Linked DNA regions of Homo sapiens: region 2 is linked to region 1. A link is an interaction called in ENCODE POLR2A ChIA-PET data of the cell type or tissue named here. Cell type or tissue: OCI-LY7. All regions are shown on one strand. Each heading gives the region's core, and the rest is flanking DNA. Links, peaks and the distances in the headings are about the cores only. Region 1 overlaps LEF1 (lymphoid enhancer binding factor 1). Region 2 has its middle 190 kb from the start of LEF1.

Region 1 (10,164 bases), core at 992-8,991:
TTGGGCTAACCAGAGTCGCTTCTACAGAATTTGAAAGAATTATTGTCTCTTTGGGAGATGATATTGTAACAACATATAGCTTGAGTGCTCTAAACATAAGGCTCAGAGAACTGAGAGAGTCAATCTGGGAAGGGAAGGAGGAAGTGATTTTCAGGGAGGGACAGATGGAAGCAGCAGGGAAAGTGTCTGGACAGCTTTCCAATTTCCAGTTTTCTTTTTGGCCCAACTGCTCTACTGTCCTTGGATTCCACAAGATGCTCCTATATCCTTAAAACACATTTCCCCTTTCTCCTTAAGTGAGCACCATTTGTTTCCGGCACTTGCCATCAAAAGGCTCCCATGAATGCACCTAGGGATCCTGGAACAATGGCCAGGATGTGAAAAACTGCAGTCCACGCATAACTGAGTCTAACCACACTGTCATTATGCTGCCATTGCTATTTAAGACAATGAAACCAAGCCTGAGATTATCTGTAGTCAAGTGTCATCACCTTGTGAATCCTGTACACATTTCCTGTTAGTCTGTGACAGGTGTCACAGGGATTTCTGAACACAAGCATAAAAAGAAGGAAGACACAGGTAGGCCGTCACCTCAGACTGGAGCATTCCCAGAAACGACACATATGGGAGCCTCTCCGGGCCACCACAACCTCCACCTCCTATGCAGCGATCTGGCAATCCATGCAAGATAAACAGCACGCCAGCAGTCGCTTCCACAGGACCTCACCACTGTGGTAAAATGGCAGCACAAGGTACCCCCAACTGGGCTAGGCCACTATTCAAAAAAAAAAAAAAAAAACCACTGCAGGCCAAGTGTGGGACAGTGCTGAGCAGGGTGCAGAAGTTTTCCCAGGAGGTGCCGACCTGTGGCCAAGGGTAGCTGCGCAGCCACGTGTTGCCCTGGCTGCCGTGCGACACTTGGTTCTCCCCAGTTTGACATCCCCCTTCCCCTCCCTAGATGCAGGCTTCCTTCCCAAGAGTTCTGAACCCCCAGGGGTCTTTTGCTTGTTTGGTAACAATTCTAGCTGAGGTGCTTTCTAAATATGTTACAAAAGATAAAGAATGGAAAACAGGATGTCATTTTTTCACTTTCTAGTTGTTGAAGCCTTAATTTTTACCCTGAGACTTGGACAAGACTTAAGAGTTCTTCAGCTGCCTCCAATTTCCTTTCAATTTTATTAATTTTTAAGAATCTGGCTTTGTTTTCTAACTAAACATAACCCAGCAGCTCACTGATATTTAATGTTGGTGACTACATTGTGGAACAGAATTTGGAACAAACATTAGGCAAAAGTGTCAAACTTACCAGAGTGAGCTTCAAAAATCATAGGAAATAAATATTTTTCTCATTGAGACCACTGAAAATATTTAGAACACTCCCTGGCTGCTCTAAGAGGACAGGGCTAAATGTTGGACACCAGGCACAGCTCCTGGCAGACCCTCAGGGTTGCAGTCCTCTCACTGGTGCTTCTATTCCCACTCTGCAACTTGTCAGCTCTGTAGCACAGCTTCACAGGACCCAGGAGCCCCAAGTTCTCAACCCTTAACCACCTCATCAGGCTCTCGAACATCATCATCAAAGAAAAGCCAGAAACAATCTTCTTAAAAAATGTAAATCCAAGCACTGAACATTAACTACTATATTGAGCTTAGCAATTACCTCTCATGCTCATCTCTTGGCCCTAGGGAAATAAAGGCTGAAGTTTTTATTTAGCCAAATGTGTTTAAGCAGATGATTTTTTTTATCTTTTTTTTTTTTTTTCCCCGAGACGGAGTCTCTCACTGTCACCTGGGCTAGAGTGCAATGGTGCTATCTCTGCTCACTGCAACCTGCGCCTCCCAGGTTCAAGTGATTCTCCGGCCTCAGCCTCCTGAGCAGCTGGGATTACAGGCGCCTGCCACCACACCTGGCTAATTTTTTGTATTTTTAGTTAGAGACGGGGTTTCACTACGTTGGCCAGGCTGGTCTCGAACTCCTGACCTCATGATCTGCCCACCTCTGCCTCCCAAAGTGCTGGGATTACAGGTGTGAGCCCCTGTGCCCAGCCTTTTTTTATCTTTTAAAAGTAGCCTGTTCCTTCTTTTAAACTAACTCTCATGTCATACAACTAAAAGAAATAAAGTATCTAAAAATATCTTTTCAATCTATATAATTTAAAGGTGGTAGGCTTTTTATATTTGTTTTGATAAAGTAAATATTAATAAGCCAATTTTGAAAATTGTTTAATTAGTAAACTCAGAGTCATAATTCTCTCCAGCACTTCAAACATTATAATTCTTTACTTCTTTAATTTCATATAAATCTTAAGTCAGGAAGAAAGCAAAGTTCAGTATTTGATAATAATCTCTAACTTCTGACAAATTTTAAGGTGGTATTCCAAATCAAACATATCCCAAACACCAGAAACTCACATCAATTCTATTACTGTGCTATCAAACCCCCAAATTCCGCCACCAACCTGACAGCTCGAGTGCTATCTACCACAGGAAGCCTTCCTTGATTTCACTCCGATTTATATACTTCTTATTCTCTTTATTTTTATATAAGGCACAGCATGCCACTTCTTCACAGCATAAAACATACTCTTTTATAACTACCCACTTAATATGTCTATATCTTCTTAAACTTGAAGCTCCTCCAGGAAGGGATAGGATCTCATTTGCAAACACCCCCACCGCCTAACAGGATTCGTGACTTACAGCAGTCCTCACTAAATGTTTGCGTGGTGAGTAAACAAGTGATTAGTGTTCATGACACCGGTCTTCCAGCTGGACAAAGGACAGTGTGTGCAGTCTTATCCCCTGAGGCCCTGGGCTCCCAGCATTCCCACAAATGACTAGTCCGAAAAGCTAAACAGATGAATCTGGCCTCTCCCAAAGATCCTGCAGCTTGGGGACCACCATCTCCAACCTGGAGGAATGGCTTTTAGGGATCTCATTTCCAATTATCCTAAAAGTTTCCCCACAGTGTTGAGACCACATTAATGGTAATTTATTTGTTTCAATCTGATTTCACCAGGGTGAAACATTTTTTAATGCTCAAAAGTAGAAACATACGGGGAGACAGGAACACAACCGGGTGAATAAAGCACTGATTCAGGAGCCAGCCTCTCCGCTGGGCTGCATGCGGCCACTGCGCTGGCGCTGCCCATCAAAAAATGGGAAGCATTCCATGAAACCCATAGGATCTTTAAAGAAATGAAAATACAAGTTTTTTGTTCTTACTTCATCACCTAGGTTGGAGTGCAGTGGTGCAATCATAGCTCACTGCAGCCTTGAACTCCTAGGTCCAAGCTATTCTCAATCTCAGTTTCCTGAGTAGCTGGGACTACAGGTGTGTGTCACCATGCCCAGTTAATGCTTTTTATTTTTTATACAGACATAGTTTTGCCATGTTGCCCAGGCTGGTCTCAAACTCCTACCCTCAAGTGATGGTATATACCCTCTGCCTCCCAAAGTGCTGGGATTACCAGCATGAGCCACTGCTTCTAGCCTAGCTTTACCTTTACTCGTCAACTTCCCTTCAGAATTGAAAACCAGCTGTGTGATATTCCACATCACACTCTGACAGACTGGTTTGTTTTTTGCGTTTTTTGAGACAGAGCCATGTTCTGTTGCTCAGGCTGTAGTGCGGTGGTATAATCTCAGCTCACTGCAGCCTTGACATCCCGGGCTCAATAGATCCAACCACCTCAGCCTCGCCAGTAGCTGGAACACACCACCGCACGCAGCTAATTTTTGTAGAGAAGGGATCTTGCCATGTTGCTCAGACTGGTCTCAAATTCCTGGGCTCAAGCAATTCACCCACTTCAACCTCCCAAAGTACTGGAATTACAGGAATGAGCTACCATACCCAGCCTGGAGGATTGGTTCTAATCAAGTATTTTACTATTTCTAAGGTGAGGTCAGCACTAGTATGACTGTAGTCTGGCAAACAAGGAACCATATTATTACATTAGTGGAAAATCAAACCCTCAAACTAGAGGCAATGCTTCGAATATCCCAGGACACAAGGTAGCCATCCTGGGGAGGAAGGAGGGACACAGGGGATGATCTGTACAGGAACTGAAGAACATCCCCATCATGTATAAGCCATTTTCAAGGTCGTGCAGAAGCTTTATAGTTATACAGAGCCACTCAGACATAAAATGATGACTATAAATTAGGAAATAAAAAAAGAGATCTGAGTCCCTATAATAACACTGGGAGGCAGTGCAGACCACACAAAAGCAAAGCAGACCAGAAAGTTGGACTTGAGGGAGAGACAGACAGGGATCTCAGAGGACGCTGGGCACAATCCTTCACTTATACTGAGAAACCAGAGGCTTTAGGTGACCTGCCCCAGGCCGCACAAATTTATACAAGAGCTAACCTGGGAGACTGGGTGGCCTCATTCCTGGGCTCTGCTCTTTCCATAACGTGACGCTCTGTTCCCTTTGTCTTTCATTTCTTTGCCAGGGCTCTGTTCCAGAACAGAAGACCCCCTCCATTTTTCTGTAATAACGGTGGTTATTTCTAAGTGCCACCTCCTCGGAGGTGCCTTTCCTGACAATCCAATCTAAAAGCAGACCCCTAAGTTACTCCCTAACTTATTTTTATTATAGTACTTATATTTTCCTGTTTGTTTTTTTTAATCAACTACCCTCACAGCAACATAACAAGCACTGTGAGAATAGGGACCTTCTTTGCTCCATCCAACACTCTATTTCCAGGTCACACAAGTCTCCATAGGGCCTATCTTAGGTGCTCAATAAATGCTGAATCATGACTATAACAAGTCAGCTACTATACAAACAGAATGTTTCTGAATTCCTACAACAAAGGAAGGGGTGGGGGTACAACAGAAATAATTATCATGTCTAATTTATGGAAATCTTTATGAAGGTGGATCTGAGCTCCTCTCTACTCTACAATTCTTATCCAATAACTGCCAGTTCTGGTCTCCAAACTCGGATGGTGTGCAGGGCAGTGACTTCAAAGGCTGCATGACTGATCCGGGAATGAGAGGGAGGGCAACACCAGAGACTCTGATTACAGGAAGCTCAACCAACTGGAGCCTCACCAGCGGCGGGATGGCCTGAGAATGTTTTAGGGGGGTAGGGTGGAGAGAGAGGGTTATTTTTGTTTTTCTTGCGCAGGATAGAGAGAACATCTTAACCTTAAGAAAATATAAATAAGTGACAAGAAAGCACAATGACAGCTGTGACTTGCTAGAAAAAGATGTTTGGGATACACTTTAGGACAAAAATAGCCATCTTTTACATCTAAAATACCATAGGATGCTCATCTTGAAGAACACCAAATCGACTACCAAACTCTGAAATACAGAAATACATTTTTCCATGCTTTTTAATATAAATAGTTAGCTTTACAGATTTTGGTGCAAACAGAAGTGAGGTAAATCGAGTGCCAGCCCTTGGCACACTGCCATTCTGAGGGCTTTCTGTTTACAGGCAGAACATGAAAAAACTTTTGGCCATTCCTAAGTGTTCAGTAATTAAAACAATTTTTTTTTTCAAAAAAAAAAAAATTACAAGGCTTGTGATTTTGACTAGATTTACTTCTATTGTGAAGCCATGAGCTACTGGGGTGGGTGTCATCAGCCATGCTTACATCCTATCTGTGCTTCTAATAATGGAGCCAGGTGGCTGGCTCAGAAGAGGTTCTCGATTAATAGCCACTGAGTTAAAATGAGTATATTATTTTTTGATCTTATATGAAGGGATGGTCCTCCTTTCACCTGGAGGAAAGCTTGCCACTCAGTATTAGTTTAGAAGAATTTTGATATCATAAAACTACAGTGATGGGATTTGGAAAAACCTGGGGAATCTGAATAAAGATGAAGAAAGTTTCACAGAGGAGAGGGCAATTGACTTAGGTCTCAGTAGGAGGAAGGAGTGAGTCTGAGCTCCAACTGTGTGCTGGCCGCTGGGCAGATCCTGCACATCAACCACCACAGGGGGTAGGTATCGATATTCCCCTTTTCCAGGTAAGGAAAATGAAGATTAAAAAGCTGAAGTAGATTGCTCAGGGAATCAACTGATTTAAAATTCAGATCTATTTGGTACCAAAATCTCTGCTGGCCCCTTTTGGGCAAGTTGTTTGAAACCTCAGCACCAAAATTAAGTTCTAAAAGTTTAGGTAAGGGCCACCTGGTTTAGTCAAAAGCCAAATGAGCTGCAGTAAACACTCTTCTCCTAAGAAACACTGCACACGTCTATCCAGTCCTCTGTAGAGGAAATGGGCTTTCGAAGCCCAGGGACAGCATGTGCGGTGCCCTCTTGCCATGTGGGGAACTGCTAATAATTTTGTTTGGACTGATCATAGGACTCAGAAGGGCTAGGGTGAAAGTGAGGGGAGGCAGAGAGCAAGAGTGACTGGGGGCAAAGCTACAAGGGCAGGACTGGGCAGACCCACACACTCAGTGGCGGGTGCTTTATCTTTTAGCCAACGGGAAGTACTGGCTAAGTTTCCAGGTCGGGAAGTGATGCACAATCTGAGTTGTAGGAAATCCCTCCAGGAGCAACGTGAAGGATGAACTGGTAGAAAGAAAGCCTGGAGGCAGAAAAATTATTAACGTGTATTACAGTACTCCAGATGGAAAGTCTGAGCACCTGAACTAGGGCTATGGCAGTGGTAAGTGTGAGAGAAAAGGCTCAAGACAGACCCCAAAGACAGGGATTGGTGATTGACTGGATGTGGGTTCTTAGAGAGGATAACCAAAGGCAGCTCCTTTGAGAACTGTTACCAGGAGAAGAGGTACACACCCTGCTAATTTAAAGCTTAATAAAGACCAAGCCTTAATTTACAATGTCAGGTTCCTTGGGCTAGTGGTCATGTGGAAATAAATAAAAAATTATAGTAAAAAGAAATAAAATAAATATTACTTATAAATACTAGAGCAAAATCTAGCAATAGTTACCAATAAAGAGAAATACTTGATAGAAGAAACACAGTTAAATAAGTGCCCATGCCATATTAAATAATAGAAAAAATATAAAGCATATATAGCTTTCTGACTAGAAACAAATACATTACTTTTGAGTGACTACATGTGATTTCAATTGAGAAAAAGTCTCTACTGAGCAAAAGCTTGGGAGTTCTGGGCTAAAATGGTGCTCCTCAAACCCACCCTGGATTTGCTGAGTAAGATGGCATTTTGCTTACTGTTTGTTGTTGTTTGTTCTTTTTTTAAGCAGGCCGATTTGCCACTGATCAGTAAGAAATGGTTTAGAAGAAAGAGTTAGGGGAAAGGAAATGGAGGAAGAATAAATGTGCCAAAGAGGATAGAAGAGAAAAGATAAAAGCATACTATATTGCAAATACATAGCCGGTATAAAAACCATCAGATTTTTTAAAGCACTAATTTGATTTTGCTGAGTTCTCCTCTTTAAGGAGCAATGTCGAATGAACTCATTATGAGCAAGAAGATTCACAAGCAAGTGCCTCTTTTTATAACAACTAACGTCAGCAGTAGGACCAGAGAGTCGTTCTTACCATGTTTCAGATGTAGGCAGCTGTCATTCTTGGACCTGTACCTGCAGAAAATTGTGTCTTTAACAAATTTTTATTGAAGAGGTTTTTGTACATTCCAAATACGTAGTAGCTACAATATCATGTGAACTTGTTTGCTTTACTTTTCATGGTTCTTATACCAGCCATTTTTATTTGTGCAGTACAAGTAGTGGCCTTATTTTTAATGAAAGAAAAAAGGAAAATAAATGGGACCTCACTGATGTCTTGAATTAATGTACAAGAAAGACAAACCCTATCATTATGTTTTAAATTTTTAAAAAACCCAAATCACAAAAGAGATTCTCAAGGGAACACCAGGTAACATCATTTAATCAACATAAAATATTGTATCTTTAAGGAGTTATATAACATAGTAAAAAGGCAAGAGTGTTAAAGCAAAGTAAACACAGACAACAGAAGCAAAAATAAAACAAACAAACAAACAAAATCCCACAGTTTACAACCAGGATTCCAGGTGACAGGGTTTGGGAAACAGTTTTTACATGTACCTTCCCACAGTCACATTTAAAAGAAGGGTCTTTTAAATTTTTAAAAGAATTTCAGGAAGAAAAAGCAGAGTTAAAGCATCATAAGTTACAGTCACAGAAGAAAGCAGTGTGTAGAGAGATGCAAACTGCCTTAAAAGGTGTTTGTCAGAAGCCTGAGGATTGACTGGAAAGTCTCATGGTGCCTACCTGATGCAGATTCCTGTAGTTTCTCTCTCTTCCTCTTCTTTTTCTTACCCTGGAAGAAGAGAGGTATACTGTCATGTCACAGATTGTACCATGAACACACAGATGAATGTGATGTGGAAGTACAGGCAGGTGGTCAACAAAGAGGTAAAGATGACTCATTCTCTCTCCCTCTTCACCATCTCTATCTAGAAACAAAGTCAGAAAGCAAGAGAACGGGAGAAAATAGTGACCTGGTGACCTTTGTCTCTATAGCTTCATATTTAACATCATCAATATTGACACCGTGGGTAGACACTTTGTCTCTCTCTCTCTCTCTCACTCACACACACACACACACACACACACACACACACACACAATGATGTCTTAGAGCTGTGGCCATAGAGCCTTCTCTCTCTCTCTCTCTCACACATACACACACACGGATAATGATGTCCTAGAGCTGTGGCCATAGGACCCTCTTCAAGGAAAGCCAGCTTAATGAGCCATTCCTTTTCTTACTAACCAACATACTTAGAACCCACTTCTGGTAGTGCTTAAGATAAACCTTACTGTGAATTCCATTGTCTGATTAAAAGTTCCCTGGTGTTAATTGAGTACCCACAGGCCCTGTGGCACAGAAACGACAAAACCAAGGAGAAAGGGAGAAGAGAGTGAGAGAACCTGAGAAAACTGAAGATATCTCAAAGACTTATTTCTAGCAATTAAGGACCTTGCTTCCCAAAACAGACAAAATAACATGGATATGCACACCATTTTAAATACATTTCAAAACATCTCAATGCCAAATTAAAAAGCTTAGATCCCACTTACAGTGGTCTAATTTTCCCTTTTCCTTCATAACTACTTTGTCCTCAAAAATAATTTTAGGCTGGGTGTGGTGGCTCACACCTGTAATCCCGGCACTTCAGGAAGCCGAGGTGAGCAGATCACGAGGTCAGGAGTTCAAGACTAGCCTGACCAACATGGTGAAACCCTGTCTCTACTAAAGATACAAAAATTAGCCAGGCGTGGTGGCGTGCGCCTGTAATCTCAGCTACTGGGGAGGCTGAAGCAGGAGAATCACTTGAACCCGGAGGCAGAGGTTGCAGTGAGCCAGGATTGCTCCACTGGGCCACAGAGTGAGCCTGGGCCACAGAGTGAGACTCCATCTCAAAAAATAATAACAATCTTGAAAGAAGACTCCATTATTTTTGATGTGCCGTTTCTCAGGGTCACTGATATCTGCTCTTTGCCTCAGTGTTGGGGAGGATGATTTCAGTCACCCTTCTGAAGCTGTAAAGCCTCAATGGCCAAGTGACATGAAGAACTATCTTGAGGTGCAGAAATATGCACTTTTATAGAGCCACAAAATATATATGGTACAATCTTATAGCCTTTAAAAAAATTATTTGTTAATTTGATTATTACAGCAGACATAAGCTAGAGATATTGGATATGATATGTGTTCCATTTTAGTTATTTGAAAATACCTGATGCAGGTTGGTCATTTACTATAAGCGGACCATGGCTATACGCTATTAAAATAATTATTATTTTGAGACAGGGTCTTGCTCTCATAACAATAATAATTATTATTGTTTTTATTTGAGACGGAGTCTTTGTTGCCCAGGCTGGAGTGCAGTGGCGTGATCTTGGCTTACTGCAACCTCCACCTCCCAGGTTCAAGCGATGTTCCTGCCTCAGCCTCCCAAGTAGCTGGGATTATAGGCGCATGCTACCATGCCTGGCTAAATTTTGTATTTTTGGTAAATACGGAGTTTCACCACGTTGGCCAGGCTGGCCTTGAACTCCTGACCTCAAGTAATCCGCCCCTATAAGTGGGGCTTCTTTCAAGATTATTAAAGGTGCTCTGGGGACAGGGAGTAGAGAGGGAGTGCACGCTTCTTTCAAGTATCCACAACGGTCCTTTCAATGTAATTACTGCAAGGTTCAGAAGTTGCTACAAGGTTGT
Region 2 (10,164 bases), core at 1,082-9,081, 300 kb after region 1:
CCAGAGAAATGGATCTGGGTCTATGCCCTCCTTAAAACTCTTCCATTTGCTGGCTATGTGACTTTGGGAGAGCCGCTTTCCTATTTGAGCCAAATTGTTTCACCTGTAGACTGAAACACCTGCCTTACAAAATTGTTAGATTATATGAGAGAATATACATGAAAATGCTTTGAGAATTGGAAAATACTCTTCAGATGTAACATATTCTTAGCGCACTAAAGGTTTTTCCAGCTTTCAAAAGAACTTGACCTTTGAAGATAACTATGCTTGTATGATGTGTGTGTGTGTGTTTTCATGTCAAATGTGACTGTGGGGGTATTGTTAAGTTAGGCTAAACTGCTGTCACAAATAGAACCAAAAGTGTATTATGGTTTAAATATAGCAGGAGCTAATTGCTTGCTCATGTAAGTGTTTACAGTGAGTGTTCCTGGTCAACAAGTAGTTTTCTTCCACAGTGTTCCTAGCTGGGTGTGCAGAAAGAAAGAGACTTGGGGACTAAATGCATAGCAGTCTTTACCACCATGGTAGTAGTTTGTGTCTAATATATGTGCACACGCCTTTATACTTCAGGCAGCATGTGGACATCGACCCAGCCAGAACAGAAATCAGTATAAACTAATCATACACATGAAAATGGAAACCCACAAATAATACTAGCTTCTCTTTTGAAAAAGCAGTAATGTGTGTTTGTTTTTGAGAAGATTTAAAAAAAAAACAATGAAAATGGCCCCAGCAGAGAATGCCCTTTCCTTATGTTGTCAGTGATGGGGCTAACTGAGCCTGGAAAAGAAACAGATGCCGTGAGGGAGAAATTGGTAGGTGGGAGAACTGGAGGGAGAGGCTTCCCGCAACCTTGTCTTCCAGAGCTTTATAACCATCCTCCCTACTCTGTCATGTTTCCTCCTAATATCTATTTCTCTTTGTTCATTGCTACTTGAGTAAGTCTCTACTGCCTCCCCCTGCAAGCAGCCCTGGCCACCCAGGGCTTTAATGACAAGAAAAAATCATATCTTTTCCTCCCTACAAGATGAATATGCCAGATTCCCAGGAATATCAGCTGTTTAAAAACATCACTAGATTATTAGATCTAAGGCAAAGGAAATAGAGTTTTTGTACCTGCTCAAATTGTGGCCATTTGATAAACCTGCTACCTTTAGAGTACAGATGTCTTTGAAAGAGACTCCAGCTTCTTATGTTGCTCAACACTTCACCCCATATCGAGAGCGGGAAAGAAGACAACAGCTACACTTTGTAGAAGGAAGGGGAAAACCCACAAAGAAGCCAACCTGCCTTTTATCAGTGTGAGCTCTTTGTTTTGGTGACATAACACACCATGTCAGTTCCTGGCATGCTTAATTTCTGGCTTGCCTAAAGTAACAACAATGCCAGTTACTAGAAATACAGCTGCTATAAATGGTAACTGATAATATTATGCATATTTTTAATGACTTGAAAAAATGTTTTCGGAAAATTGCCTTGGAGGCTCTAGTTTCAATTCTGTAAGTCAAAGGGTGATAAGATTAAGCCAGGTAAATCTACGTTTTCTTGGGCTGAGGCGCCTCCAGCATCTGCCCAAGCTTCTGGCTGAGTGCTAGGCAGTCTCTAGCCTTGTCTTTGAAACAGAAGTCTGGAGAAGCCCCAGGGAGTGGGGGAGGCAAAGTGGGCTAGATTCATCTTGAACTGCAGCCAAGATTCAGCTGCTCCTGGTCTTGGTCTCCACTGACTGAATCTGTTTGGAGGCCCATCTGGCACTGTGAGCTGGGATGAATTCAGCTCTGAAATGTAATTGTTGACCCCTGACTATATAGGAAGAAGAGAAGTAATCAAGACATTACTTATTTCCAAATATCACACCTAAGAGCCTGATTTTGAAAACTGTTGCTAGTGGTGGCATCAGTAACTTCATTTAATCATTGGGTTTTCTTCAGAATGCAGAAATACGTATTTCCTTAGTAAACATTTTCTTTTTTTTTTTTTTTGTGACAGAGTCTCATTCTGTCACCCAGGCTGGAGTGCAGTGGTGTGATCTCGGCTCACTGCAACTTCCATCTCCCGAGTTCAAGCGATTCTCATGCCTCAGCTTCCCAAGTAGCTGGGGCTAAAAGGCGCACACCACCATGCCCGGCTAATTTTTGTATTTTTAGTAGAGACAGAGTTTCACCATATTGGCCAGGGTGGTCTCGAACTTCTGACTTCAAGTGACCCACCTGCCTCGGCCTCCCAAAGTGCTGGGATTACAGGCATGAGCCACCATGCACGGTCCTTAGTAAACTTTTTGATGTGGAGGGCCTTCTCCAAGTGTTTGAAAGCCTGAATCACTGTTTTGTAAGTTAGTGGGAAGTATCAGAATGTTCTGGCCTTGACTAAAGAAGCCTCTGATTTTCTTGAAAGTGAATTTCTAGCCTAAATGTTACCTTTGATTAAGTTGATGTAGTAGGTTGTGTTAGGTAAGTCTTCTAAACAACCTGCATTTTTGTCTGCTTCTGTGTGACTACCTCAGACACCACTGATACCCACAATTTCTTCTTTTTAAAGGACGATTAGAATACCATTCCTCTTTCTTAGAACCCTTCCTTCATGTGTCACAAAGGAATAGCCAACTATTTGGATTTGCCATAGTTCGAGATTGTCAATTTTTCCATTAGCAAGTAGAAGGGAAAATCTAGTAACTTTGAACCCAGATAAAATTTCCATCAAAGTAAAACTGTTGTGTTTTTTTTTATTTCTATATGATAAAGTTTGGATATATTGACAATAAATTCCACTAAGATTCTTTGCAAAGATTATTGACATTTTCAACTAGAACAAGGGGAGGATTAAATTACTTATATTAGCTTTGAGAAAATCAGATACATTTACTATTCAGAAACAATGCAGGAAGAGCTTAATTTCCATAAAATTTACCTAGAATTGAGAATATTTTAGCATTAAAAAAATCAAATTTTACTATCACACTGGTTTTTAAGTAAAATTAAAACATAATTTTAAAAGAAAAAATCAAATTTTATAGCTCTAGTAGTCTCTGGGGGAAAGTCTGGTTGAGAATATTTTGTCCTGCTTCTCTTTTTCTTTCAGCTGTTTGCTTTTTTGTCATTTCTCTACAGGTCAACCGAAAGTTGATGGAATTTTCACTCAAACTATTTCGCTACTTACTAGCAAAACTGGGGAAAAAGCATGGAAATGATTTGACATCAGTGATTTAAAGTAAAATGTTAGATGTGTGGATTTAATTTAATTGTTTCATTCCTGACTTCCTTGATTGTATAATAATTTAATTGCCACAGAGCCCGTTCTTCCATCAAAGAGTCCTTGAGATGGCCTCTTTGTGAAGCCCATTCGCCAGCATGGTGGACACATCAGGAGGAGCACAGGCAGCCTTTGCTGTTCAGGTCGCTCATCTTTTCTCTTCCTCTACTGCTTTTTCTGCATTATTACTCCCATCTGTCTGTATCATCTCCTCAACTAAATATTAAGTTTTTTGAGGTCAGGATCTATCTTAAGTCTATTTTCTCTGATAGTATTTATCACATCCTCATTCTTATAGTAGTTGTTCTAAAAATGTTAGTTGGATGAACAGATAAAGTTGGAAACTCATGAAATTCTCCCTAACACCTTGCTTTTTTATTTGTCCTCATTTAACAATTTGCCTTTTTTTTTTTTTTTTTTTTTTTTTTTGAGACAGGGTCTCACTCTGTCACCCAGGCTGGAGTGCAGTGGTGTACTCATGGCTTACTGCAGCCTTGACCTCACAGGCTCAGGCAATCTTTCTGCCTTGGCCTCCAGAGTAACTGGGACAACAGGCACATGCCACCACACCTGGATGATTTTTAAATTATTTGTAGAGATAAGGTCTCATTATGTTGCACAGACTGGTCTTGAACTCCTGAGATCAAGCAATCCTCCTGCCTCAGACTCTCAAAGTGCTGGGATTACAGGCATAAACCATCACACCCAGACACAATTTGCCTTCTTAATAAAAGCATATTACTTTTTGTTTTCCTGATGAGTAGAAATAGAAAAATTCCAGAAAATATGAAGATAGGCAATGCAAACATCAACTATAATCTTATGCCCAAATATTACTATTATTATTGGGCATATTTTTCAGCAGTGTTTTTTCTATGCATGTTAATGTATACATGTGTAATTTTTTGGTTCTGTTTTATTGCTTGCGAATGTATTATATTAACAGTTTTCTATGCAACTTTTCTCACCAAAGCATAATTAACATTTTCCCCATGACTTAAGACATTTTTGGTTATATTGTATTCCATCATATGAATAGACCATAATTTATTAATTAGATAGGCTCTCTTTTAAGTTGCAGAGCCAACTCAACCTAACTGAAGCAGAACAAGAAGGACGGATATTTATTACAAGGTGAGATAGAACATGACATGAATTAGTATGATCCCAAGTCTACAGTGAGAAATGGCAAAGGCAGAGTGACTAGATAGAGTTGTAAGGAGAGATTACCTCTGGCTGGGACATAGGGCTTCATAAGGGAGATGGTATTGATCTGGGCACAAAGGAGAAGTAACAGTGGTAAAGACTTACATGTTTTAAGTGCTGCCCGTGTGATGCCCTATTCTCATCATTTTACATGGATTATTTCATTCAAAACTTTTGCTCTTTTTACTTAACAGTTACAATGAAACATTTCCCCCATGCTTATCAATTAAGACATTTTTGGTTATATTATATTCCACAATAAGAATACATTATAATTTATTTATTAATTAGGCTCCTTTTAAGTTGCGGAACCAACTCAACCTACCTGAGGCAAAACAAGGGTTTTTTAAATCATCTTTATTATAAGATACTTTCATTCCCATTTCACAGATGACAAAACTAAGGAGAGTTACCCATGTTCAATTAGGATTTTGACATCCAGACAGGAGAAATGGGGGCTGAGCTGGGTGATGTAAGCAGAAAGAGGCAATTCACCAAAACCAATAGCCTCACCAAAAGCATCATGAACCACATACATCTACACAATATCACAGTGAGTCTGTTCCTTGGGGTGCGTTTCGTTAGGACCTGCCAGATGGAGAAGACAGGAAATAACTACCTTTCACAGTGGCTCTTTAATGTGGTTCCCCAAACAGCCACCTGCGCTACCCATTGCAAGGAACTGAGGATTTCAAGTCATCTCTTGAAACTTCTGTGTGACAGTTTCTCCCATAACGGCTCCTTAGTTGAAGATCAAAAGCCACCAGACATTATAACATACAGCCAAATTTTAATAAATGATTTCTGCAAAGATGGGTAATTGAGGTAACACCAGAGAAATATACACACCTACAAAATAAAAGCTAAAAAATCTTACCTTATTTCTGGGTCTTTAAATGTGGTGTATAACCTGTTAGAAACATGAGTATTGGTCAAACATGCTATGATGAGCTGGTTCTTCTCACTATCTGCCTAAGACCAAAACATAACTCTGGGCTTTGCAGAAATCCCTAAATGCCTCTCTAGGCTCATTCTTGCCTCTTTGCATCATAATTCACAATGCATGTGAGAAAGTTCTAATTTCTTAGTTTCCCTTGGCTCACTTGTTGCATGGAGGGAGCCACCAACTGGAGGCAGCAGCCCTAGGCTGTTGGAATGGCTGCAGTGGGTCTGTCTTTGAAGTCTTACCCTGCAGTTATCTCTCATTGCACCAGGCAGGCTGTAAGCAAGCCCGTTGCATGCAGCTGTCACCATTTAAGCCAGCATGCGTTTGAAGATGTGCCGCCCCTCACCCCTTGTGAGGGAAGCCAGAATAGAACAAAGTGTGGTGTTCCCATGAAATCATCTGAGTGCTTGATAAGAGTGTGAGTCTGCACCTTTTCCCCTTGACGGAAGGAGGTTGGGAGAAGGGGTCAGGGAGGAGACAAAGCTCATATTACCTCCTCTTTGCAAATGTCCTACACAGGTAGCTGTAACTGCCACACTTTAAGGCAGTTCTTGATGGTTCTTGATGACAAAAGTGTGCATATGGTAGAGATGGTGATGATGGCAGTGGGAGGGAGGTGTGAGGGGAAGACAGGTCTCAGGATTTCTGGTGGACTCGTCATGTGGGCCCTTACCAAGCAATTTTTCTCGCCTCTTCCCTTCCTTGTTCAGAGCACAGTTGAGACCCCAAATCTTCACGCTGCTGTCGAACATATGTTCTAGAGGAGTGGTGAGATAATGTCGCAGCCGTTGAGGCAGTAAGCATTGGCTGTGGTTTTTGATTTCCTCACCATGTCTTTATCACTTGATGAATGTATTAGTCTGTTTTACCCCTGGAGTAGGAGCTAGGACATTTTTGCCATCTCTTTTTCCCCACTCCCATGCTTCATCTCTTAAAAGAAAGTGGCTGCTCAGAAGAGCACTGAATTTACCCAGACCTCCCAAACATCCCGTCAAAAGCTTCTTCCTTCTGGGTTGATTTATCTGTTGCTGCAAATATGATACCACACATGGAGAACTGGCGCTTGGCCTCTGAGAGCAGCTCCTTGTAACAAAACTATTTACAGGATCCAGGCAGGGGCGAGGCGCGGGCAATGCGCTGGAGGGTCCGACGTTTGCTTTCACTGACCAGCTGTCCTGCTTGGTGAGCTGCCCTTGCGGCTGACTTCACAGAGAAGCCAAGCAACCAAGAGCAAATTGCTCATTTTACAAACAAAAATGCAGACAGTAGGAGAGCCTGTATAAGCTGAGTTACAAATTGCTGTCAGGCCTGCGTGGGCAGTTGGCAGTCAAGAATGGAGCCTCAGGTTCTCTGCCTGAGGGGAAGGAAGGGAAGATTCCTGTTATTCACACTGGAAGGACAGTGGAGGAATTCCTGGTATGAGAATTGTCCGCCTCTCTCTGCATCTGCAGACACCATGTGGCTGGCCTGTTGGTGGCCGGGGAGATTACATAAAGGGTTGGAAAGCTCACAGTCTTTGTGAAGGATAAACATCTTCCCTCTGCCACCAAAGCAGTAGCAATTGTGGTTCCAGGATGGGAGGTTTCAAAACAAAAATAGGCCAGTGCTATTGGCATTGCATTGCCTTCAACAAGATACCATCAGCTCTCATCAGAGAGCAGTTTACTAGTTTCTGGATAACCCGGGCCTTTATTCTTCCCTCCCTACTCAGGCAGAATCCTAGAAAGGAAGTGAAATTTGATCTGGGCAATTTTTCTATTTGTAAGTACTTTATAGAAAAGGGTTGGCTACAGAAATGACTCGAGCTACTGACCAGAATTCAGTTTATACATGATGTGTGTCTCTAAGTGGCATTGTCCTCTTGGAGAGAATTCTGAGAGCAATCAAAAGGCTTGGCCAAGCAGGTCCTGGGTCTCTCCATCCACTCCTTTCAGCTTGAGTCCAGTGAAACCTAGAGCAGGGTTGGCTCATTCCTACTTTAGCATTTTTGGTTCTCAGAGACATCCTGTGTTCCCTCTCAAAGCTCTGGGCAATCTGAGGAACTTCTGGGACCCTCTTGCTACAAGGTGTGTCATAGTCTTGGTAAAAGTAGCCCCCAGAGTCAAGAAGTTCTCTGAGGATTAGGAACACCCAGGATGAATGGTTGTCTGAACTTGCTGATTCCAATCAGTATATAAGAGGTTGGGTGGGTACAAGGCTATTTCTGGGGAGAAATGACAGGAAGACCATGAGTCACTCATAGAACTCATACTCTTCATCGACTCTGAAACGCATCACAGAGGGAGTGTGGCACACTTCGCTGGGCTGTACTCTCCAAATCTCTCAATTCACATACTTCTGTTCAATCTGTGGTGTCAGAATGAGGCCAGGAGAGTTCAGGCTGCAAAAAACCTGGGTTTGAATTCTAAATTTTCCACTTAATGGATGTTGTTTATCCTTTCTGAGAGACACGCTTGTGTGATCTCTAAAATGGGGACAGTCATATCTATCTTAGAGAACTGGTGAGTACAATAAATTAGGTAAAGCTTATAAGGTCTAGCACCATGCCAGGCATATAATAAACACCCAACAAATGTAATCTCCTTTTTATCTCCTATTCTCCCATGTCCAAGATCAATTAAGAATAGGCAATGAAATATGGCTTTTTATTAGTTATTTGAGACATTAATCTTAAAGTCAAGCTAAACTAGATCAGTCTGAGAGGAAAAGAATGGGTGACATGCATAAAGCCACCCAGTAATCTCCTAGGTCTCACATCCAGCATGTGTATTTAAAGCAGAGGCTGAACAAGTGAATCAAGGGCAGCCGTGCACGCAGGTGGTTTTCATTAGGCATGGGTGGCTGTATAATTTGGAGAAGGTTCAGGGCAGGCTATCCAGTCCCATGAGGGGGATGTGGATAAAGGGTAAGGGGTAGGCCAGAGACTAACCCCTGGGGAAACGGGGTGTAGAGTAAGACTCATTCATAGGAGAAAAAGGGCAGGAACCTAATTATTGGGGAATTCGAAATCCCCTAAGACAGAGCAGTTCTGACCTTATTAACGACCTAGGAGTTTCAAATTAAAACACACACACAACTATGAAATGAGGGTGATATAGCTTTCCTATAATATGTAGAAAAAGAACTTAAGATTTTATTTGACTCAGTATGAGTCAATAGTGTGATATGGCCATACATTCTGGGTAGCACTTACCAAAAGTATCATCTCTAGCTCTAGAAAGAGGACAGCCCTGCTTTGTTGGAGTGCCCAGAGACACTGAGCACATCGGTAGGTGAGCAATGAGATGAGGGGGTCGGAAGCTGACCCATGTGGTGAAGGAACTTGGGAGGTTTAGTCTAAAAAAAAAAATCAAGAGCACATAATACTTATCTTCGACTATCTGAAAGAAAGTGTATCAGTCAGGGCTTGTGGCTGCTAACAACAGAAATGGATTCTGTCTAACATAGTCAAAAAAGAAAGTTGTGGGAAGGTTATTGGGTGACTTGTGGGATCATTGGAAAACTAGGGAACCTGGAGGGGAAATCACACAAGAGCCAAGGGAGGCTGGCAGCAGAAGATAGAACTGTGGTTACTTTCTAGCCCGGTTGCTGCCCCCGGGACCACCTCTACCACACGCTTGGGGCCACTGTTGCTAGGCCTTTCTCTGCTTCCACAGATAGTCTTGGACTGTCTCCCCCTGCCCCATATTACAAATCCTACTCAGAGCTTTCAAATGGCTAATGGCCATGCACTTGCTATCTAAGAGTGAGCAGAAGGAATACCCAGCCCCCTTTGGCTTCCATGGTGAGAAGTAGGGCCCTGCCTCCCTCTAAGATGTATATAATTGAGACTAATTCCAAGAGAAGGAGAGGGTTAGGGGCCTGGGCAGACATGAACAAACAAAAATGAGAAAGCAAAACCAGCAAATGTACACTACAAGGTAGCAATGTGCAATTATTTGTGTAAGACCCTAAGACGTAGGAAAAAGAACAAGGGACATATGCATTTGGGAAGCAGATATTCATTTGATTTCAAAATGTATTTCTTTCTTTCTTTCTTTCTTTTTTTTTTGACGCAACATCTTGCTTTGTCACCCAGGCTGGAGTGCAGTGGGGTAATCTCGGCTCACTGCAGCCTCCACCTCCAGGGTTCCAGGGATTCTCCTGCCTCAGCCTCCCATGTAGCTGGGACTACAGGCACGTGCCACCATGCCTGGCTAATTTTTTTGTATTTTTAGTAGAGACGGGGTTTCACCATGTTGGCCAGGCTGGTCTCTAACTCCTGACCTCAAGTGATCCACCTGCCTTGGCCTCCCAAAGTGTTGGGAATACGGGTGTGAGCCACCACGCCTGGCCCTCAAAATGTTTTTCTAATGAACACAATGAGGCTAACATAACTGAGCTGCTTTTGGTGGTGGTGAGTGTCTCATTCCTGGCAGAATGCAGGAGAGGGCTGGTGACTACTTGGTGAAAATTTTCCTCTGTAATAATACATTTATAGTCATAAACCATCTAATAAAAGACCAATGCATTTATCTCTAAGTTTTTGTGTCTAAATTACAACAGAGGAAGAGAATATTCTAGAAATTATCCTATGGATTTTAAACCCTGGACCTTAAAACAACTCACATATGCCTAGGTGCAAGTGCAGAAAAAGCAATGACTCTCTTAAGGATGAGGGGTGGGTAAGCGAGCGGGTGGTGAGCATGTGTTTTCTTCTTCCCCAGTAGTGTATGACACTACCTAAGCCAGGCATAGGCATATCTGAGGTGTGGAAAGTTTCAGAC

Evidence for each region. ChIA-PET counts read pairs that join two places held together with the same protein. Peaks named below come from ENCODE experiments on the same cell type or tissue, not always from the same donor. Only the 100,000 strongest peaks of a DNase experiment are listed, where the experiment ranks them.
Region 2: POLR2A ChIA-PET joins it to region 1 with 11 read pairs; 2 of 35 experiments call an interaction of 5 or more read pairs at or near these places.

What each region holds. Positions count from the first base shown.
Region 1 is chr4:108,056,126-108,066,289 of GRCh38, forward strand. It overlaps LEF1 (lymphoid enhancer binding factor 1), which reads right to left. Exons shown (of 12, transcript NM_016269.5): 10 at 8,211-8,259; 11 at 7,498-7,538. The coding sequence ends at 7,504. Among named protein-coding and RNA genes, the nearest start is that of HADH, 71 kb to the left of the region's middle. RefSeq lists an enhancer at 350-851. In OCI-LY7, for the core only: a CTCF peak has its summit at 4,208; a DNase peak (open chromatin) is centred at 5,616; H3K27ac peaks cover 972 bases.
Region 2 is chr4:108,354,449-108,364,612 of GRCh38, forward strand. No RefSeq gene overlaps it. Among named protein-coding and RNA genes, the nearest start is that of LEF1, 190 kb to the left of the region's middle. In OCI-LY7, for the core only: a CTCF peak has its summit at 5,510; a DNase peak (open chromatin) is centred at 5,093; H3K4me3 peaks cover 441 bases; H3K27ac peaks cover 1,038 bases.